Regions from separate parts of the Homo sapiens genome. Here region 2 is linked to region 1. The links are chromatin loops, found by intact Hi-C in ENCODE. Cell type or tissue: IMR-90. All regions are shown on one strand. Each heading gives the region's core, and the rest is flanking DNA. Links, peaks and the distances in the headings are about the cores only.

Region 1 (11,691 bases), core at 4,445-6,944:
TATAATTCTACTGATAATAGAATCAATAACTATTCATTGATTGCTTGCAATGTGTCGGCCACTGTTTAAATATTTGACTTGTATTTTCTCCTTGTGTCAAATCCAGTTTCAAATGAAGCCCCCTCAGCAATAGGTTAACATTTGTACTAGGTTGAATTATTGGAACTTATTGCCATTTGACCATTTTTGTCCTGCTAAACGGTACTTTCACATGGTTCAATCTGATCCCACATTGCATGGCAGTACCAGCCTTAGCAGTGCCCAGAAGCTCACGGGAGCTGAGAAAGAGGCCGCGTGGTCAGAGGCAGGGAGAGGGGGCTCAGACCCAACCTGCAACACTAGAGCACCGTCTGCTAAACAGGAACATGGGGACTTTGGATCCTCATCCCCTAAAGTCGTTTTCAGGCCCCTGAACTACACCAACAGGAGGTGTGCAGGTTCCTAAAAGAAGAAGGGGACTCCCCATTTCAGAAGAGCCCATGGAGAGGTGCCAGGGATCACAAAGACCATGGACGAGGGGGACCCCACCTTGCCATTTAACCTGGAATTGACTCCGGTGCCAGAGAAGGGATTCGAATTTCCGATAAGCAGGATTTGATCATCGCTATGGACAGCAGTGGTTCAGAAGTTTTCCTGAGAGTTTTTGTTGGGGTTGTCCTGTCCCTTCCCTGTCCTTTATATGGAGGGTGCTGGGTGAGATGACTTGTCCTTAGGTGTATGGCTCACAAGGCCACCAGGTGAGCTGGAGAAGATGGCCACGTGATACCTGAGGGAGGGAGCCGCCCATCATGCAGATCAGGCCTTTGGGTTGGCTGTGGCAGCTGATGGCACTTGGGGATGGTGTCCCTGGAGGATGTGAGGCGTGTGTCCGGTGGGTAGGAACAGCCTGTGTGAACGTCGGGCAGCTGAAAAAGTGGAGGCGGCAGAGGCTGCTCTGTCAGTGCCTGCCTCTTGCTTCCTAACAGCACCCCTATTTTTATCTGGGACAGTGATGTGCCCAGCTGAGAGACTACATTTTCTGACCTTCACTGCAGCCAGGAGTAGTAAAGAAGATGGACGCATGAACCACTGCGAGGGGCTCTGTGGATGCTTTTTGCTGTGGAAAGTAGACTGTTGTGTCCTCCCCTTTCCTCCTTCCTGGCACCAGTGAGGTGATCCAAGGCCCTGTTTTCAGGCCACCATGGCTCTGAAAGCCTTTCGCAAGTGTATGTGTGGACCCTCTTCTCATGAGCACGTTCTCTCTCAGGAGATGCCCATTGTCCTGAAGTGCCTAGGATCTCCTGCAGGCCCACCCCTGGGCTTCCCTCCACACATCGTCTTCGTCTTATCTAAATCCTGGTTGGGTGCTGCATGAGGCTCAAGCTCGGGAGCCCTTCAGATGGGCCCAAAATGACAAAGGAGCACATTTGGTAACAGCAAGGTAGCAGGCTAGAGTCCAGCATCCTTGCCCCAGCACAGAAGTCCTTTCCCTCCCTGCCCACAGTATTTGGGACCATCACCCCCAAGACTCTAGGTTGTAAGAGAGAACATTTTACCACTAAAGACCAAGACCCAGACCCTGGCTGAGTCAGACCTTCCATCTGAGAGAAGGGCAGAGCCAGTTGCTGAACATGTAAGATGTTTCTCCAGCCGTGATGCTGGGAGCTGAGAGAAACACTTTCCTAGGCAATGTGGTAACAAAGAGAGCCAGAAACCTCCATTTCCCTCCAAGGTGCCCCACCCATTCATTCCTTTACTCCAGTAGCTTTACCAGAACATTTTGTGCTGGGCACCAGTCTAGGTCCTGGGCACAAGGAGAAGTCAAATACTGCCCCATCCCAGTTCTTTGAAAAACAGCAGCAAAGGGAGCATAACTGGTAAGTCTAAGCAAGGAAGTCAACAGGCACAGGGAAGAATTGTACAAACACAGACAATTAGGAATGAGATTATTTTTAGAAGTAAAAGAGAAAACTATAACTCTATGTTAACAAATTTGTATATCATAATAAAAAGGAAGAATTCACAGGAAAAAATAAACTTCCAAAATATATGTATATTTTTGATATATATGTATTTGTTGTGATCTGAATTTTTATGTCCCTCCAAAATGCAGATGTTGAAATCTAATCCCCAGTGTGTTGGTATTAGTTGGAGCCTTTGGGCTCCAACTGATTCGGTTGTGATTCGGTTATGAGGGTAGAGTCCTCGTGAATGAGGTTAGTGCCCTTATGAAATAGGCTTGAGGGAGTTGGCCTCCCTTTCCACCATGTGAGGACACATAGAAGGCGCTATCTATAACAAACAGGCCCTCACCGGACACCAAATATGCCAGTGCCTGGATCTTGGAGTTCCCAGCCTCTGGAACTGTGAAAAAATCTATGTTGTTTAAAAATCAACTAATACTATATAAGGAATTTGGTTATAGCAGCTAGAACAGACTTAGACAGTTCTGGATGCCTAATGCACAATTGTCAACTTTAGGGGTGTTACAGATTTATAGTGTTATAGATTTAGACGTCCTGAGTTCAAATTTCAAGTCCATCAGTTTGACTTCCAGCCAATGAGATCACTTCCCTGAGTCTGGGCTTTTTTGCTACAAAGGCGGGGCAGTAAGAATGTTCCCCAACTTCTCCCAGTCTGTAGGCCCTGGCTCTATCCCCCAGAGGACTTCACTCCTCCTCTTTGCGGTTTTGGAAAAAGCCAACTAAATCCTTTCTATCAACTTAAATAAAAGGTGTATTAATTTTAGGTGAAAAGGTGAAATGCTTTATAAAGCACGACACTCTGCACAGTATGTGGATGGGCTGAAGATACATTTCCATGGTCACAGGGCAGGCTCTCAGGGGTTCCCTGCGGCCCATACAGTGAAGAGCAGGGATTCAGAGGCCAGGCTGGTCAGGCAGCTGCCTTGGGTCCCAGTCATTTTGTGAGGGTAAGTTTTGACATTCTGTAGAACCTGAAAGCTGCCTCTCAAAACAGTGCCTCGCTCCAGCGTGTTGGTGGGCCACATCTCCTCTCAATGGTCAGAAGCCCGGGCGGGGATTCTGCTGGAGGCTGAACTCAGGCCCAGGGAATGGGAAGTGGGAGCAACTGGCAGTTGCTGCCAATGGGGACCTTCTCCATCTTCTGCTGAGACAACTCCCCACCATCCACTTGAACTAAGGACATTGTTTCTTCTATTGCAAAGAACAACTCTCTGGGCAAAGGAAAGGAAGGCTATGCCATATCCCTTTCATACTCTCACAGCAGCAGGTTGCAGGAAAGGGAGGCCCATGACCATCTTGCTAGCTGCCAAAAGGTTTTTGCTAAAATTCAGTTTTAGCTCCTACTACAAGAACATGGGATGGGAAGTAACTTTCTCATGTAATTAGCAATATTTATCTAGAAACATCAGCCCAAATCACCTCACAGTCAAATATTAGAACACTCTCCAAATTGGGTATCAGGATGGCTGCAGGCTGGGCTCCCTGGAAGGAAAATCTGATACCAAGATTCAAGACAGGAGATCTCCTGGGGATGCTCTCAGATCAGCAACTGTGAAAGGAACAGAAGCAGAGGGAGAAATGTGGCTTCATGCAGTTGCAACAGCGGCCTTGCTGATTCCCCAGAGAGCTCTAAAGCTGGATAGCCCCACAGCATTGGCAGGCGAGGTGAGGAGACAGGACTTCATACCCTGCATTGGCCAATCACTGGACATGAGTTTCCCGGAAGAGGTTGAGTGAGGGCCAAGGTGACTCTCAAGGTAGTCTTTTAGCTGAAACCATTCTGTGATGGCCAGCACAGGGGGCTGACTGCCAGTAGCTCCCTCAGTAGCTTGGAGCTTTTGGTCCTGATGGTGATAAAGGTGGTGGTGGTGGGAGCATTACAGTAGCCACTCCAGTGCTGTGCATCACATCCCTCTCATGGGTGTATATGATGTAAGGAAGCTTGCTTAATATTGTTTAATCCAACCTTTCACAAATATATTTTAATCACACCACATCCCTTTCTTTTCAGCAGAATGTCACAGCTCAGGCGTGTAAAGCTGTGAGGAAGAGCGTTTGGGGGTGCTCTTTAGAGGCCAACCTGGTTCCTTGGGTGCTGTCTCTGAAGGTTCTGCTCCTCCTGTACCCAGCCCCACTTCTGAACCCTTTCCGGTTGGCAGGAGGGTCTAGAAAGACTTCCACCTCTCGGCCATCGAACCTGAAACAAAGACTCTTAAGAACAGACAAAGACTCTAAAGAACAGGCAAAGTCACTGTGCAGAGATGCCTGAGACTCTCTCTGCCCTGGGGAAGACTTAATGGCAGCGTGCAGCTCACACTCATGTCACTGTGGACACCTGTGGCCTCCTCATCCCTATAGAGATCAGCCCTAAGTTGCTGCCTGGCTTCCATCCACTGGCCCTGCATTGCTAATGTCTACCTAAAATCTCCCTGCTGAAATTCCTGCCTCTCCAGACCAAACACCTTTGGGATGGTCAGTTTCTTGTCTTTGGGGTACATTTTGGCTCCTCCAGAATCAAAGGGGCCTTGCAGTAAGAAGACATCCTTTAGCTCTAATGTTCCTCTCTATTCTTGCCATCAAAATAAGGAGGAAGGAGGAGAGAGCATGTCACAGCCTTTCATCACTCCCACCAGAAGGCTGCATTCAGGCCAACTGAGGAGGGCTCCTTCTGGAGCCAAAGAGGGGAAGGAGAGGAGAGGTGTTTGTAGGAGAGTCACTGTGGAAGACAAGGATGGTGCAACCCCTCTGCGTCTCCATTTCCCAGGATGGTATTTCAGTGGACTCCAAAATTCCCTTCCTGGGGCACCTGGAAGAAAAGGGCCCCCATATCTCCATCCATTCTGTTCCTTCCCTCTTTCTCTTTATTTGAAAAGAGTTGGTGTGCTATGGATGAAAGAGTGAGTTTTAGAACCAGGCACAGAGACCTTGGTCCAATCCCATCTTTGCCACGGAGATGTCCTAGAACTTTCTGAGACTCGGTTTTTCAATCTGCAAAATCACAATAGCAAAAACATCTCCCTTGGATGATAGTCTTGATGATGAAACAAAATGACATTTTCAATTTAATTTAGGGCAAAATCACAATGACATATGTCTTTTTTTTTTTTGATTAAGAGACAGCCAAGCTCCTGGCATATGAATTTCTCCTTTTAGCAAAAACTATTTATTTACATTTTCATCATTTATTTGTGTTTTTCCTTTCTCTAAGAAATTAGTACAAATCTTCACCAGATTAAAATTATTCAAACATATTTATAGAAAGGAATCCTGATTTCTTCATGGCTGTAAAATAACTTTAGCTCTGTTTCACATAATAATTTTTATTCATGTTTAATAGCTTTTTTGAGGTATAGTAGACATACAATAAACTGCTCATTTAAAATGCACAATTTTTAACATTGTGACACATATGAAATCACCACCACATCAAGATAACAAAGACATCCATCATTTCCTAGTTTCCTTGCACCCGTATATAATCCTTTTCTCCCACCCTTATGCCCCCATCCTCAGGCAAACATTGATCTGTTTTGTTACTATTCACTAGTTTGCATTTTCTGGAGTTTTCTATGGATGGATGAGTGTACACTCTTTTTATTAAGATTCATTCATGTTGCTGTATATATCAATAGTTCATTCCTTTTTTATTACTCTTACATCACACTTTGATGCATAAGATAAATACTATGAGAAATATAGCAATTACATTTTTTTCTGGAAAGTCAGAATGTTATAGGAAACATTCTGGACACAACTTCAAAAATTTTTAGTTGAAATGTTCCAGCTGTAACCATGAACACATCATTAACCCTCCCTAGGCCTCAGTTTCCTCTCCTGGGGGATGGGAGAGAATCATGACAGCACCTCCTCAGCTGTGTTCACCAGAGCTTTCGTCACTGACTTGAGAAGTCCAGTTTCCCAGGCCTGTGTCTGTCTGCATGTCTGAATGGCTTATGGACTGATACTTCTATCAGCTCTGGCTCCATGGGGAGTGGTGATGGCTGAGGTCTGACAGGGGCCAGGCAGTGCTAGATGAAGGGAGAGGGGCCCTTCATTTGGGTGAGCTGCCGGAGTGGGAGGCACTGTGTCTTGCTTCTGATGGAGTGTCTGAGAAGCAGGTCCAAGAGGCGCTGCTTCAGGACCCGCCTCAGATTAGCACAGGTCCCCACACTGGGAGCAGAGGGCATGATTTCTGGAGTGATCTCAGAGGTGCTGCAGCTGGAAAACTGATTACCAAGTGAGAAGGATGTTTAATGGAGATGGTGGTGAAGTGACACTAACAGGAAGCTGTACTCCTGATTCTCAGCAGAAATAAGATTTGGGGGAAAGCAGGAAAGTTATTCACATCCCTCTGAGAAGGGGAGGAAGGCATTAGGTATTTGGCCAAACAGGCCCTTCCTCCTAGCAAAGTTAAGTTAGGGAAACTTGAGGAACTTGCAGACAGGGGTGGCACTCTTCCCAGCTGAGGACAGAACTTGTGGCAGATTGTATTTTTCAAAGATGGCCCTAACAGTATCTTCTGTCCCACGTGCCTTTCCACAATCTTACCACTTCCCTCATCTAGAAGTGGCACCTATGACCTCTCCCCTGGAACCAGGCCTGGGTGACTGCTTTGAGTAATAGAATATGGAGGAAGTGACACCATGTGACATCCAAGGCTAGGCTGGGTCATAATATTGTCATGCATTTCTGCTAGGTTCTCTGGGGACAGTTACTTTTGGAGCCCTACCACCACACTGTGAGAAAGCCCCAGCAGCCTGTGGAGGGGCCTACGTGTGGAAGAACTGATCCCAAGTGCCCAGCCCCAGCTGAACTCCTGGTCCACAGCCAGTGGCCACTTGCCAGCCAAGTGAACGAGCCAGCCTGGAAGTAGACCCTCCAACCCAACGTATGCCACATAAGGCACAGATAAGCCACATTGTCTGACTTTCAGATTCATAAGCAAAATAAGTATTGTTTTAAGCCACTAATGCCTTGGAGTAATTTTCTTATGCAGCAATAGAAAACTCATACAAAGCTCATCTAGGAAAAAGGTTAAAGTTGAGGACAGCATTTAATAGCAGACACAAGTCCATATGGGGACAGGCCAGCCTTAGCCTGTACTGTCACATGGTAGCCTCCAACACTGAGCAAGGGTGTCCCACCATCCTGGCCAGTCTAAGGCATTAAAGGATAACATTAAGAACTGCCCGTCCCCTCTTGGACATCCAAGTTAAAAAAAAATTATAATAACACCTCTGATAGCAGCACATTTTTGGAATGACTGAAAGAGTTTTTGTCATAATATTATTTATGAGTTGTGGGATTCACTGAGAGTTCCAGATAACTCCTCTGCAATGCCCACGGCCTGCTCTGTCATCTAGGTTTATAAACCTCTTTCTCTGCAGTTTGCAGGATGAACCAGGCTGCACAGAGTGTTTAATGAGATCTAACCAAAGGTTTCAAAAACCTGTGTATTATTTTGCTGCATTTTATAGATGAAGAGACTGAATGTTCTAAAGATAAAGTCCATTGAGCCAGTAACTGTAAGAGCAAGACAGGAAGCTAGTTCTCTCTGTCTCAGAGTCTGACACTCTTTACAAAGCCAAGGAGTAATTTTTACCTTAAATTGAGGATTTATACTATTTCACTTAATTGAGTGATCAGAATAAGAGCATGCATCTTTTACTCCCCCTTCTCTCTCTTTTTTCACTTTAATATATCATAGGCAGTCATTTCTTTTTCCCAGTTTTTAAATTATAAAATATACATAACATAAAATTGACTTTCTCAACCATTTTAAGTGAACAATTCAGTGGCATTAAGTACATTCTTGTTGCTGTGCAACCTTCACTACTGTCCATCTCCAGAACTCTTCATCTTGCAAAACTGAAGCTCTGAACCCATTAAACAGTCAGTTCGCATTCCTGCCTCTCCCCAGGCCCTGGCAACCACCATTAGCCTTCCTGTCTCTATAATTTTAACTCCCCTAGGACCCTCATATAAGTGGAATCATGCAGAATTGACCTTTTCTGACTAGCTTATTTCACTAAGCATGATGTCCTCAAGGTTCATCCATGTGGTGGCCTGTGTCAGATTTCCTTACTCAAAAAACAGCCATTTCTTTCTGTCCAAATACAACATCTTGTTCTTTAAATTCTCCAACAAATGAATGTATCCCCATTCTCGGCTTAATGTATGAGACTGGGTTTCTCTTAACAAGAAATAGGGGTGGAGGAAGGACATGGCCCCCAGGAGTTCCCTGCTTCTGTCCCCAGGGGTTAAACACACCCTTCAGCTCCGGAAGACCACAGCTCAGCATAGCCCCCTCTGGGGAGCTCTCTCCCAACTGGGTTGGGCTAGGAGCTTCTTTATACCCTGGGAGACCAGAGCTTCTTTAATCCTACACCACATCACTCTCTATCATTGATTGGATCATGAGAGTAAAGGGAGTTTCTTCATTGATTCTGAGTTCCAGGAACTCACACACCGTAGAGTCCTCTGTAAGCATCTGCACCTGAATGAGTAGCTTCATGAACACATGCAGGCACCAGAAGGCACATGAGTTCGTGTAAAACCTGGTCAGTTCATAACAGTTACCACAAGGGATTGGCAATGGGGGAAATATAAATGGATGAAATGTTTATAATGAACTCCTATTGAGTTCATAGCAGAGATTATAAAATTATTTTAAAGACTTTCAAGTCAGTAAGCTGTGACTTTAACCAAGCTGCATGTGTCAGCAAAGCACATGTCCCAGTCAGAAGGGCAGCGAGCATCCACACTGTGCTGGCTACATCACGCCCTGTCCTGATTCATTCCTCCCAAGAATCCGCATGCATAGGCTCTGCTGCTGTTCTCATTTACAGGTTAGGAAATGTGTCCTGCGCAGTTGAGTAACTTCTCTGCAGTCTCACTGGCCTTCCTAGAACTTGAATCCATGTAGCCAGCTGCAATGGAGAAGCCCAACCAGGGAGGCCCAGACAGGAAGTATCTCAGGGGACAAAGCTGGCATTCTACTTCTTTGTGCCACCTGGGCAGTGCTTCTCACCCTTCACAGTGCTCACAAATCCCCTGGGGGTTTTATTCAGCAGCTCTGCACAGGACTGGGGGTCTGCAGTCTAACAAGCTTCAGCCGCTGCTCAGGCTGCTGGCCCATGGGCCACACCTGGAGCCGAGAATGCTGGGAAACAGATGGTGCTGGCCATGCGTCACCACCTGGGAGGTTCCTGGGGCAGATGTAAATTCAGACCCAGGATGCAGAAGCATTGGCTGTTTTGGCAACTTTCTGACTTTACATTGGTTTCCTGTGTATTATCAAATTATCAGATGGGGACGGGTTGATGCATCCCTTTACTAAAGCTGGGGCATAATGACTCTGCCCCTGAAGCCAGAGCCACTCAGCATGGCTGGGACTAACCCACCAGCCATCTCAGGAGACAGACCTGGCCTTCTGTGGTCCCCGTGTCACCACACCTGTCCCATTTGGAACATCGGCAGAAGGAGAGCAGAGCCACCTTCAGAGGTGGGCACAGCTGAGTTAACAGGCCTGCTCTCCATCCTTGACTAGCTGTGAACCTCAAGGAAGTCCCTCCTCCTGTGGACATGATTTCCCTATTTGAGAAATGGGGCAGTGATAACACCTCACAGGTCCTTGAGATGACGTAAGTACAGCCAAGTTGCTTAACAGAATGGATGCAGACTACACCTGTCTAAGGCAGGAACAAGAGACACTACTTGGGAATCTATGGATTTCATTTAAACAAGCTTTAGAAATGAGAGTGCAAGGCCTTGTTGGCTGGAGATGCAGCTGGCTGGGCGATCCTACAGAAATGACTTATGAGCCAAGATATATGGACTGAACATGCAGTTTTCTCCACCTAGCACAAAACACTGTTCTATTTCACACTTGTATGCACAGCGGAGTCAGAAACCAGAGCCCCCCGCATGTTTTATAGACTCCCCTTACTCTTGAAATTGGCATCATAAAAAGAATTTTCTGGGTCCCAAATGTGTCTTTCTCCTGTAGCCACAATTCTCCAGCTCCTCAGCAGAACATCTGTAAAGCCCGGTGTCATATGTCATGTTCCCTGATGCTTCCTGTGACCGGCATCCAGCAGGATCTGTGGGCTCCCCTGTGAGTGTCCCAGGCCAAGCCTCTCTGCTCCCCATCTCTGTGCTGACCTCTCTTCCAAGCTCCTGCCCTCTAATGGGCTCTTTGTCCCAACCTGAGTTCCCTGGGTTCTGCCTGCTTGGAATAATGGGAGATTTGATCAATCTATGGCCGCTGATGTCCACCTCTGTCCCCATCCCCACTCTGTGAGTGGGGTTGAGTCACGGATTTTGCTTTTTATGAAGTGTAGTTATTCTCAGTAAACTTTTTAACCATGCCTCTGTCATTTGAAAGCACTTTTGTTCAGGATATGTGGACTGGTTTATGGAGGTTTTCTTGTGGTTAAACTGTGTGATTTTTGTATATACTTAATTCGAAGGCTAATGTCACAAGGAAGCCAGAAGCTAGGCAGAGATTTTCTTTTTCTTGCTGCCTTCAACATGAAATCAAAGTGATTTAGTTGTTGTTTAAGACCAGGTGGGAAAGCCTGAGCATGGAGCTTCCCTTGGAGGGACCAAGGCCACAGGGCCCCAAGTGGGTTGATGGCACTCACAGCAGCAGACCACCACTCTGTGCTGGGCACTGTCTGGGCAAACCTGCTTTGTCTCCTATGTCTCCTTTATCATCACACAAACTCTGCATATGCTATCTTCCTTTTTCAACTGATGAGGAAACCGCCCAAAGATGTTAATAAAGTGCCTGAGCCTTTATTGTTGGTGGGGTTGGGAATCAAGCCCAGTCCTTCTGATTCTTCTCCTGGCACCCCCAGGACCAGCCTCAGCTCCCACACAAAGTCCTCCAAGTGATGCTCTTGGGGTAGGTGCTTCCCTCTGGACACAAGCAAATTTAAGTCCAGCTCCAGGACTAACAGACTCTGATAGTGGAGAGTTCCTTCCCTCCCCAGGCCTTGGTTTTCTTGTTTTCTCATTCAAACCATAGAGTTCGTGGGTTGGAAACTTAATCCCCAATACAATAGTGTTGCAAGTGGAACCCTGAAGAAGTGATTAGGTCATGGGGGCTCTGCTCTCCTGAATGGATTCGTGTCCTTATTGTGGGAGTGGGTTGTTACAAAAGCGAGTTTGGCTCCTCTTGCCCTTCTGCCTTTCACCATGGAATGATACAGCAAGAAGTCCTTTTCCAAATGTGGGCCCCTTGATCTTGGACTTCCCAGTCTGCAGACCTGTAAGAAATAACTCTGCTCTTTATAAATTACCCACTCTGTGTATTCTGTTATAGCAGCACAAAACAGACTAAGCCAGGTTCTTGCAGGCCTCAAGGAGATGGGACATAGTCTGCTCCAGGGGGCTTTCTGGCTCTGTCCTCATGTCCAGCCTAAGAGAAGTCAGAGTTGGCTGACTGTGGCTTCTCTTCATGCCAGTGCCCAGAGCAGCCCATCACCCTCCAGGAACCTTGCTGACCCTGGACTCCCAAGAGTTGTCGTTTGAAGCCAAATGCCTTCACAGTCTTTCTATAAACCAGTTAGCCATTGCAAGCGTGAGCCATAAAATGCTGCTTCCTTTTCCTTTCCTGTAGATTCTAGGGGATTTTTGTCTAAATGGAAAACATGGCAAATAGTATAAATAGTATAACCTACAAGCTTGATCTGCTTAAAATAAAATTCAGGAGATTGAGCTC
Region 2 (11,691 bases), core at 4,746-7,245, 52 kb before region 1:
AGCTCACTGGGTCCCCAAACCCATGCAGGCCATGACCAGTTTTGGGTGGTGGAAAGAGGTGGTCAGAGGACCCAGAGGGCCCAGAAGTCCTTACAGGAAGGGCTGTTGCCAGCTGGGAGCCCGGGCTAGGCCTGTGCATCCTCTCCCCACCTCCCCATTTCCTCCCTTCCCCTGTGCCCTGGGCCAAGACACAGTGCCAAGCGAGGGGACTGCGGTTGCTGTGGAGGCAGGAAAGCCCAGGGCCCGGCTGGAAGGTCATGTGGGAAACTTCTGCTTGAGGGGAGCTGCTCAAACGGGTCACTGGGCCCCTCGGGTACCAGACCTTGTTTTCCTGCGGCCTCCTCCAATGGATAAGGGGCACTGGGGTAGGGGCTTGGCTCCAGCAGCCAAGGCGTGAACAATGGTCTCGCTGGCTGCCCCGTCATGCCCCCTCCTCAGCCGCTGCCCTCCCGGAGGACCAAAGCTGCCATGTGAAAGCGATTTCTCTGAAAGGCTTCTCTGGGGAAACTGGGCGTCGGGGCCTATGCTCACCACACTCCCTGCATCCCTCCTTTCTGTACAGAACCCTGAGTGTGGGCGGGAGGGTGGATACCACAGAGGGTGTTGGGGCATGGGTGCTTCTGGGTGTGGGGGCTCAGATGAAGAGGTGAGTGGCCTGGTGGGTCCATGTGCAATGGGAATGGACGAGGGCCTCGGCGTGAGTCTTCCATAGGAACGAGGGGTCAGGGCTGTAGGGGGACTCTGTGAGGCTGAGTATGCCTGTGCAGGTGGGGGGCTGTGAAGATGTGTGGGAGGCTGCTGTGAAGGGTGCTTTCTGGGAATGGTGCTGTGCTGCTGCAGTTTGCTTAGAGGGCAGATTGAGTGGGAGTCAGGCAGGCAGGGCTGCGTCTGCAGGTTGGGTCTGATCACCCAAGCCTTTCCCTGGGCTCTTTCTCAAGGACAGGGAAGCCCTGGAGGTTGTGGAGCTGGTGGTGAGAATGCTCGAGCATTCTTGGCAAGAGTACTGGAGTGTGGGTGGTGTGCGGGATGGATGGGTGCAGGAGAGTGCAGAGATAGGCCACGTGGTTGGGCCCTGGGTATGTGTCCTGTTGGGGGCGTGAGGACCTGGTTGAGGAGGAAGGCACAAGGGGCAGTTCTGTGGGGGTGAGAGCCATGGGAGGTGGGGCAGGAGGACTATGGCAAATTGAACACAGAGAGTGGAGGTGGGGAGCATCCAGGTAAGGTGAGTCTGGGCCAGTGTGTGCACACTGCAGGTGCTTGTTAATTTGTTGATTGGCTATGTGATTGATTTGTTGGTGGTGCCAGTGGGCACAGGGGGTCCTCAAGAGAGGTGTCAGAGCACGTTTGTATGTTAGAGAATGAGAAATGGCCCATGCATGCACACCCCTATCCCTCTCCCACCCCGCCCAGCACTCCCCTGCCTGGCTTCTGGGGAGCTGCTGCAGAGGAAAGCCCTGTGAGCTAAGCCGCATCATCGTCATGGCCAGCAGGGGGCGCTGTGCCCTTGGGTGGCCCAAGCTCTCCCAACAGCTGGAAGATTGGAAGATACGTTTGTACATTTTTGAGTACGTGCCCTGCTCTGACATTGCTTAGATGGTCATCTCGCCCCCATCCTAGCTGACAACCCGTCTTCACTACATCACCTCCATGCTAACAATACCACGGGATGTCACCTGGGGGTAACCAGGGCTCCTGGACCCCTCAGCTCTGCTCAGCCCTGAGAAAGGCATGCAGAGTCCCCGACGAGAAGACACCCGGAGCTGGGCATGAAACTAAAGCAAGAGGAAGGGAAGGTGGCCCAGTCCCCAACCTGGGACCTGTGGCCACATGGGAAAAGCAAAGTGCAACACAGAGGGTGGGGGCTTCCATTTGGGGGTTCTTTCAGAGCTCAGGGTGGGACCCCAGCAGAGGCTTCAGGCTCTGTCCTCACAGCCTCTGCAGCCCCAGGGCCTCCCACCAGGGTGTGGTTTGCTTGAGAGTGGGTAACAGCAGCACAGGGTGGCATCAGAGGCAAGGACCAGGGGCCCCAGGGACAGCTGCTGGGACCCTCAGGTTAAGGCAGTGGCCCCAGGAGAGCTGCCTTACCTCAGCTCAGCGTTGCCCCTCACTGCAGAGTGGACTCACTGATAGTGAATGAGATCAAGGCCAAGGTGGGTGCTGGTGTGGCCTAGGGAGGCATTCAGCCCAGCCTGGGGAGCTGGGGTTGCCAGGCACAGCCCCCAATACGAGGTATGTCTGAACTGGGTTCTGAAGGATGAGAAGGAGTTGCCTGGGCCAAGAAGGCAGTAGTTGGGGGAGTGTTCTTTTGTCCACAGAGTCCATTTGAGTCAAGGAATGGCATTGGCAGGCCGCCTGCAACACCGAGAGGAAGAGGCCAGCACTGGGTTGGGCACCCCTGCAACACAGACAGGAAGCGTGGGCTGGGTGATGGAGGCCTGCAGGTCCTCTCAAGAGCAGAGGCAGGGCAGCCCCTGAGGAGGGCGCTGGAGCCTGGGCCCACACATGTTGGAGCCATGGGAGGGAGTGTCGGTCCAGGGCCAGAGGCTGAAGGCACTGCAGGGGGGTTACTGCAGCTGGCCGGGTTTCTAGGTTTAATGTTGAGACCGACCAAATTTGAATCTTGGTTCAAATCTTGGGCCCTTCCGGGGACAAATAGCTCAACTTACCTGGAGCTCAGGATTTCATCTGTGAAGTGGAAATAGGGGCTGTGTGAAGTGGGGTGATAGCCTGCCAGGGTGATTCATAGGGTGAGTTGAGATGACATTTGTAAGCCCTTGTCAAGGTGCCTCATGCATAATAGGTTCAACAAATATTAATTCCCCTTTCTCCTCTCCTTCTCCTTCTCCTTCTCCTTCGCCTTCTCCTTCTTCAAGGATTTCTGCACATGGGTGAAGCTGGGAGGGAATTTATCTAATTGTCTAATTTTGTCCTTTTTTATCTAGCATGAGATAGTGTTCCCATTTTACAGATGAAGAAACTGAGGCCAGCCAAACTAAGTCATTTTCCCAGGCCACACAGCTAATGAGTAGCAAACTTACTAGCTGCCTTTCATGTCTGGGGAATGGGCAGCCCCATGCTAGGGCTTCCTTAAAGGCCATGGGACTTGGTCCCTGGAAGGGTGTGCCAACTGGGTTGCCTGAGTGGAGCAGAAAGTAATTGTGTTTAAACATGAGCTTTGGTAACAGCAAACAAGGGCCATGAAACACCAGCAAGTCTTTCTCCTCCACAGCCTGGTGGTCCTGGGTTTCCTGGGGCTCGGACCTCTGCTTTGTGACCAGCTGGGCAGGTGACAGACATGAAGAATGACCAGATGTCTACACCGGCTGACCAGCCTGGAGGCTGTACTGCAGGTGGGCTCCTGCCTCAGGGTCATCTGAACACTGGGACAGCTCCGGGGAAGGCAGAGCCCCATGACCAGGATGAAGGCGAGGGAGGAGCATGGGCCCTGGAAGCAGAGGCCCCCCTGCCAGCCCTGAAGGTGGCTGGGGCCCAGGGGTGGGTGTTAGGGGACACCAAACAGAGGTCATGAATGTGCTGTGCTGGCCAGATCCGTCCTGCTGATGTGTTTTATTTGGCTTGCAGAGTGCTTCTCAAAAAACTTTGAATTATGTCTTAACATTTTCATATGAAAATCTAGATCTGCAGTTTCTCCTGAAAAGTTGGAGACTCTGGCCACAGATGTGAAAGGAGACGTGCGGCAGGAGAGCGGCTGCCCAATCTAGTTGGTGGCAGGTTCCTGCAGACCCCACCACTCTCCATAGTGCTCCCGGCACTGCCATTCCCTGCCTGGGCCCCTCGAGGCCCCTCTCTTCACAGACATGAGCCCTCAGCCCCTTGCCCATGACCCAAAATCTGGCTGTGATTTCCCACTCTGGCCAGTTTCCCTAGAGGGGGACATGAGGGACGTGACACACACTCAAGGTCATTAGTCTCAACAGTCTGGGACTGAGTGTGAGGACCAGGGAAAGAGGGCTCTTGCCATCCCCAGAGCCAGTGATTCAGAGGGTTTTGGTGGGGGGCCTGGCTGGAGCAGACACCATGGAACCTGAGGGGCTTTGGGAGGCCTTCTACTCTCATGCAAGAGCAAAAAGGCCAGGGCTGATTTGTCTAGCCACATGGTGACGTGGAGGAAAACTCCATCATCCCCAGGGAAATGCAAGGAAAGGGGGAGGAAGGAGAGAGAAAAAGAGAGGGAGAGGAGGGAAAGAGGGAGAGAGAGACAGAGACAGACAGAGACAGAGATATAGAGAAGGATAAACAGAGAGGGAGACAGAGACAGAGAGAGAAGAAGACACAGAGAAAGATACAGATAAAGACAGAAAAGAAGAGAGAGACAGAAATATTGGGAGCTTGACAGCCACAGAGCGAGAGACTGAGTGTCTATGATGGGCAGCCAGGTCCCTCCTATGGGGCCTGTGGATTCTCTCTTGACAGCTGGATGGCCACTCCCCTCTCCTCCTCCTCAGGCCTGCTGCTGGCTCCAAGGAAGCTGCTGAGATAGGGATAGGGAGAGAGTTCCATGCTAACAAAATGGTGCATACCAGGTGCTCAAGATAGCTATGTGGAGATAGATGCCTACTGCTCTGTCTCCCAACAGCGCAGATTTCTGTTTGCCAGAGGGAGATCACCTTCGCTGGCTTGGAAAGTGCCAGGAAAGGGCCAGTGTAGCCAGGTGGGCTTCTGCAGGTGGCCAGTGGTCAGTGGAGGGGCTGGCACCTTTCTCGGCAGCAGAACCACTTGAGAAGGCCCGGCCCCTCTCTGAGACCAGGCTTCGGCCCCAGCACCCGAAGCCAGCCCCAGTAGGACACAGACTGGGGCCTCAGGATCATCCACAGTAAAATCAAAACCAACTTTTTCCACGGTACCAGGCCAAGTGTGATAAATTTGGAAAGTAATATTTGCAAACCGTTTCCCGGCATCTCACAGCAGATTGGCTTGGTGCAGCTGGCATGGCGTGCCCAAGTGTGTGCGGCCGGGACTGAGGGGCTGCTGGGACTGGTGAAGGTAGGAACGTGGTCGGGAACACCAATTGCATTTCATTAGAGGCTGGTGATGGGGCACTTCCAAGTGGATGGTTTGGAAGCCCACGACAAGGCAATGTGGGGGGCCAAGCCAGACTACATTATTCACAATGTGGTTTTCTAGCTGCTTCCAAATTTGATTTTGCCAGTTGAGGCTGAGCGAGTTAATCCCCTGGACTTCATCTCTTGTGCCTCAATTTCCCAAGCTTCTCCAAGGTGTTGCCCTTTCCTCTCTGACCACTAAATCTGTGGGAATGAGCTCGAAGCCTGCACCCAGTGCTTCCTGTCTATGCAGCATCTGTATTGACCAAGTCACAAACTGGTCTAAATAATAAATAGGATCAAAGACTGACCCCTGGATGGGGTTGGCTCCACCGCATTTCTGTGGCTGTCAGTGGCCTTGGCAAGCTGATAGGCGCATCAAAACCTCTTTGGTATAAAAGTCCAGATGAGGGAGATCAGAGAGTGTGTGGGTGCAGAGCCTCTGGGGAGGACGGGTTTGCAGGCTACACTGTGTTCAGGTGCCCAGGTCAGTAGGGATCCTTCCCTGCAGGTGGCCTCTGAGATGCCTTTCACCCACCCTGCACTTGTGACATCTTGGCTTGTACCTGGGGACCTCTCTCTGCACCGTACACAGAAACAAATCTCTACCTTGATCTCCTCTGGCCCTCCATTTTCCCTGCGGCACATCCCTTCCTGAGATTGGGCCCCAGGGCTCCCCTGGCCAATGTAGACTCCCCTGTGCCACCAAGACCCACACCGAGTCCCCATGTGTAGGTGTCCTCTGCAGGCTGTGCTGGGTTGTGGCGCCAGCCTGTCTTTGTCTGTCACCCACCCTCTGAAACTCAGAGGTGATAGCCAAGTTCACAGGCTTGTCCCATGTGTATACAGTCTGCTGGATTCTGTGAAATCAGACATAAACCAGGCACAGAAAGGTACATAATTTTTTTGGTTATTTCTCTATTCCTCATCTCTGTTTAAAAAATTATGCCTGCAAAGCATGTTTAGTTTGTGTATTTACATAACTTAGCCTTGTGTCAGAAGAGACTCCAGGAGACCAGAATAGGTAGCTTGACTTCAGGATGAGAAATACTAACCCGCCCAAGCTAAGATGAAGGAAGGGCATCCGCGCTGGATCGGGTGAACTCCCTGTCCTCCCCATGGCCTTCACATGAGCCACCATGCCAGTCAACTTCCCTGCTCGTAGGAAGCTCATGTGCAGAATTGGAGAGCCCTCAGAGATTACTCAGAGTCATCTCCCCACTTGACAGAAGACAACAGCAAGGCCAGAAGAGGGAGGTAAGTTCATCTGCATGGGCTACTGTTCTTTCTCTGCTCTCTGGTTGCTTCCAAGGTCCAAGGGACTCCCTGGTCAGAAGATGGCATTTCCATGTGTCTCCTTCTTAAGTATCCCAGTCCACACACCTCACTGGCTCTTGCAGAAATGAGGACCAAGAAACTGCTTGCAATCACCCATCCACGGAGGAGGTGAGCACTACCCCCACATTAAAATGCAAGGGATCTTGCAAAGGGCCGCTCCATATTTATGAGCATTACTGAATCAAAGTGTCTGAGCAAAGGCTCTAGGGATCCCTGAGAAAAGAGGTGGGCAGGCCCATTTTTTAGCCTTCTGAAGCCATTTATTTTAAAGAAATACTGAGGGGTACTAAGACATTCCTTTGGGAGCAGTTGTGTCAGCCTCCTAATTTAGGTGTCTGATTGATTTCCTTCTACGACTGTTTCATTTTAAAAGTGCATTTTCTTCTGATAAACTCATCTGTGTTACACACACACACAAAATGCATAAAGAAGAAAACAACCATCCTCCGAATTGTACCACTCAGAGCATTTTAGTTAATATGTTGGTAAATTTCTTCAGGCTGTGGATACCTAGTGACAAGGGAGAGACATAACAGAAGGATTTTCTTTCTGTTAACACTGTTGGTATTGTGTCATGCAATGCTGTGGGAACCTTATTTTGCTTACATATTTGTCTGTTTTTCTGATCATTCCTATTCATAGATTCCTGTAAGGGGGATTGCCAGGCCAAAGAGTATGAATACTTTGAATATGTATTGCCAGTTTGTCCTCCAGAAACTCATGTTATTTGCTTTCCAGGAGTGTGAAAGTACACACCATCAGTCTTTAAAAAAGAACAGGATTGGAAATGACTCAAAAGTTAATCTGGGGACGAGATATCTAGTGACCAGATGCCAGTCCATTCCCCATTTGAATCAGGGGCGCCTGAGCCATGGGGAGGTGTTGGGGGATGGAGAGCTAGTGCCTGCCAGTGGGGCTGCACGCCTGCGGGTGGTTAGGTTGGCTCTTTGTCCCAGGGCCTAGAGGTGGCTTCTGGGCTAAGGTGACTGAGGCCGTGCAGAGTTTGTGTCTGCACCCATGCCTGGTCACCACCTCTGTCACAGTCCATCTAGTTTCTACGATTCCATATTAAATGTAGGGGACTTTGTAAAGAAAAAGGATAACAAAATTGTGAGTACAAAACTAGGTGTAAAAGTGAATACTTATTCAAAATGATACAAGAATTAAAATGAACTACACATTTTTTAAAAGCTGATAAATAATGTAAACATCACAAAACTCTGCAAAAACATATTATTTACTGGCTTCCAGACATACTGTGTAATATTTTCCTTCTTGTATTTTTGGCTAGGTACTTGCTGTTTCCCTCTTCATATGACAATGATTTTCTAGAGTCATAATAGAAAGGTAATTTCAGTCTTTCCTCTGGCAGTGCTGGTCAAACAGCATTTTCTGAAAAAATCGGTAGTTGAGAAAAATTTATTTCAACTTCATGATGAATTGATAATGTCATATAAATTATAATAAATTGTTGAAAAAATTAGGGAAGACTTGAACCATGTTTCTATCCCATCTGAGCTGTATGACTTTAGGGCATGTCAAATTTTCTGTATGGTGATTGACCTGAAATGCTCTCTGAATGACAAATACACTTCTAGACCCACATTTTAATGGTATTCATGTTTAGTGTCTTCTTTGTTTTTGTCAGTTTTGATTAATTCATCAATAAATTTAAAAGTTTCCCCAATGTCTTCATAGGACTCACTTCTCTTGATTAGATTACTAAATATTCCAAGAGCCTGATTATTATTTTTATTAGGCATTTATTTCTACTTCTTCATGGTAAAATATGAACATTTAAAAACATAATTTTATTAACAGTAAATTCTTTCTTTCTTTTTTCCTTTCCTTTTTTTTTTTTTTTTTTGAGACAGGGTCTTGCTCTGTCACCCTGGCTGGAGTGTAGTGGTGTGATCATAGCTCACTGTAGCCTCAACATTCTGAGCTCAAGTGATCTTCCCACCTCAGCCTCCCAAAGTGCTTAGATTAAAGGTGAGAGCCACCATGCCTGGCCCCATTAATCATTATCTAATTTTTTTCTCTGTTCCTTAATTAAAAATTTAAGGATGACAAAATCATATTTCTGTCCAAAGTGGAAGACCATAACTTCTCATTTGTTTTATTGCAACTTTTCAAAGCATCTTTCCAGATTATAGATTAAATAACATATTCTCAGCTGAACCTCTCTGGATCCCCCATATGCCTGGGGCCACTCCAGTGCCACCTGATGGGGGCAGAGTGCATTGTGTGGGACACAGGGGAGGTCCCAGTAGAATGAGAGGTTATCTTCTTACTTACATTGATTGCTAGAGCCACTCCTGGGGCTTTGGAAGGGGTTCCTACAAATGAGAGGCCTGTGCTGGAAGCATCATTAGCTTCAAGGTAAATCTACTTCTTATATCAGTTCTGAATTTCACCCCTGAATCTGCCCCACCTGCAGGCATCCTGGAGGTTCATCCCACCCCCGCTGCTTCTTGAGTGGTTCTGGGTGCAGGGTGAGCATCAATGAGTAGGAGGGCTGGCAGAGACCCCATCCTGGGACACATCATCAGACATCATTTTGCTGGAGGTGGAGCCAAAACCCTTTGCACGGTTGGGCTTTGGGGCCCAGCACTGACCCATAAACTCTGGCTGCCTTAGTTTCCTTTCCTTCCTGATTCCTGGAGGACAAGGCCCTTCAGCTCTGCTACTGTGTCCCCCTTTTGGTCCCTCAAAAGACTCGACAGTTCCCATCATCATGAGCAAAGTCTGTTTTGGGGAAAGGCTGTTTTGGGCCCTCCCTTCTCGCCCTGCCTTCCTGCTTACCTCAGCTCTTTGATTTCTGTGGCTTCTTTTATTCCTGTCCTACGGTAGCTGGATAATTGCAGAAGCAGCAGCCTGGCCAAGGGATCCAATCCCAGCTCCTCACTCTACCTGATGCACCCCTGGGCACAGGCATTCTCATCCTGGGCAACTGTGTGACCTTTGGTGACCTGCTTCAACATGGTGAGTCTGACAGGGTCCCACCACAATCCCTAATCCATGATCCGGAGGCTCCCAGCAGAACAGTTAACAGGGAAGAAGGAGGAGGGAGGGCGGAAAGAAACCAGGCACAGCACTTCCTCTTTGGCTGCGCTTGCTCTGTGGCCAGCCTATGTCCAGGGCCTTGTTCTGTTCCTCCAGCCCCTCTGGATCCTGGCTGTCCCCCAGATCCCAACAGAATTGTCAGGTAGGGCAGTGTGCACTGGGCACTGCACCAAGGTCTCCTGCAGCTCCAGCTCTGGCTCTGTTCTCACCAACGGCTGGGCAGGAAGAGTTGGAGGGGCTCTGTCTTCCTCATGCACCCACAATTGCAGTCTTAGGCACGTGGAGTGCTGTGAGATGCACAACAGTCCCCGTGGAAAAAACCTGAAAGGAGCACAAAACCAAGTGGCCTGGCCCCAAAGCACTGCAGCCTACCTTTATCCTTTAAATTAAATGGGTGCAAGAGTCATCAACCCAGGCATATCAACTCTCAGCTGCCTCTGTCAGGGGTGAGCTCCCTGGACCGGAACAAGGGGGCTTCCTGGCTGCCTCTCCCATGACCTCCCTCACTGTCAGGGAGTAAGATTGCCTTCCCCTTCCCTGAGAATGCTCCAAATAAGTCCCTGTGCCTCACCCAGTCACTAATCTCATTTCCTGTCCCTTGCTAGAATGACCAAGAGTGGGAATTCCTCTTCTTTGAGGCACCACCACCTCCTCCCTGGAGAGAGAGGCCTGTCAGGTGGAGTCTCTAGTGAGAGGACTTTCGGCCTTTCTACCCCAAAGCATTAGTCTAGGCACTGGCTTCAAAAGAGTACAGCTAGCCCAGGAGACGTGGGACTAGTGGCCACAGCTTAGCAGGCCAGTGTGGGCTCCTGACAAACCCACATCTAATGGCCAGGAAAGCCTAGGAAACCACAGCTGTGCACTGCTTCTAGATCTAGGAAGAAGGTGCTGTACTCATTCTCATTACAAACTCTTTAAAATAGGGTTGTTTTTGTCCTTAAGTCAAGTCAATATAATTCGAAATAGTGAGAAAACAAACCACAGACTGGGAGAAAAATTTGAAAAAAACACATCTTACAAAGGACTATCACCTAAAATATACAAGTAACTCTTAAACTCAATAAGAAAACGAACAACCTGATTTAAAAAATGGGCAAAAGACGTGAACGGACACCTCACCAAAGAAGATACAAGTTGGCAAATAAGTGTTTGAATAGATGCTCAATGTCATATGTCATTATGGAGTTGCAAATTAAAACAGGATCCAACTATATACCAGTACAATGAACACAATCCAAAGCCCGGGAAACACCAATGTTGGGAGGATGTGAAGCAACAATGCTCTCATTTGTTGGTGGGAATGAAACGTGGTACAGTTTCCTTTGGAAGACAGTTTGACATTTCTTTAAAAACTAAGCATACTCTTACCATAGGATCCAGCAGTCACACTCCTTGGCATTTTCCCCAAAGAGTTGAAAACTTATGTCCACACAACCAGCACCCCCAAAACTAATGTTTATTGCAGTTTTCTTCATAACTGCCAAAACTTGGAAGCATCAAATTGTCCTTCAGTAGGTGAATGGATAAACTGTGGCACATCCAGGCACATGGAATATGATTCAGTGCTAAAAAGCAATGAGCTGTCAAGACATGGAAAGACATGGGGGAAACTTAAATGCATATTGCTAAGTGAAAAAGGCCACTCTGAAAAGGCTACACACTGTATGATTCTAACTATATGACATTCTGGAAAAGGCAAAACTATGGAGACAATTAAAAGATCAGTGGTTGCCAGGGGTTGGGGGGACAGAGGGATGCATCGGCAGAGCACAGAGGTTTTTTAGGGCCATGAAGCTATTCTGTGTGATACTACGATGTGGATACCATTGAGAGAGTGCCGGGGATGGCAGGACTGTCAAACTCACCCAGAAAGGAGGGAATGAGACTTCGGGGTGGGGAGCTGCTGCCTTTCTATGGCCCTGTTCCACCCAAACTAGGACTGTGGACCGTGCTGTCACCACCATCAGTGGGGGGTGGGGATGGGAGGCAGGCAGTGTCACTCTGGTGGAGGTCTCCCCACGTGGCCTCAGAAAGCCTGAGAAGGGGCTCATCCTCCACCATGCCTCCAATGATAGGTGATGGCACACACTGGCCCTCTTCCCTCACTTGACACAATGGTGGATACATGACATTATTAACCCCCATAAAATGTGCAACACCAAGAGTAAACTCAAATTAATCATGGACTCTGGGTGATACTGGTGTGTCACTGTAGGCTCATCAA

What was found. Peaks named below come from ENCODE experiments on the same cell type or tissue, not always from the same donor. Only the 100,000 strongest peaks of a DNase experiment are listed, where the experiment ranks them.
Region 2: it touches region 1 in a loop (2.4-fold over the local background); 3 of 110 quality-filtered maps call a loop at or near these places.

The regions. Positions count from the first base shown.
Region 1 is chr10:47,098,429-47,110,119 of GRCh38, forward strand. No RefSeq gene overlaps it. Among named protein-coding and RNA genes, the nearest start is that of PTPN20, 190 kb to the left of the region's middle. In IMR-90, for the core only: no CTCF peak of the experiment used is centred there; a DNase peak (open chromatin) is centred at 5,803; H3K27ac peaks cover 1,627 bases.
Region 2 is chr10:47,046,283-47,057,973 of GRCh38, forward strand. No RefSeq gene overlaps it. Among named protein-coding and RNA genes, the nearest start is that of PTPN20, 140 kb to the left of the region's middle. In IMR-90, for the core only: no CTCF peak of the experiment used is centred there; no DNase peak of the experiment used is centred there.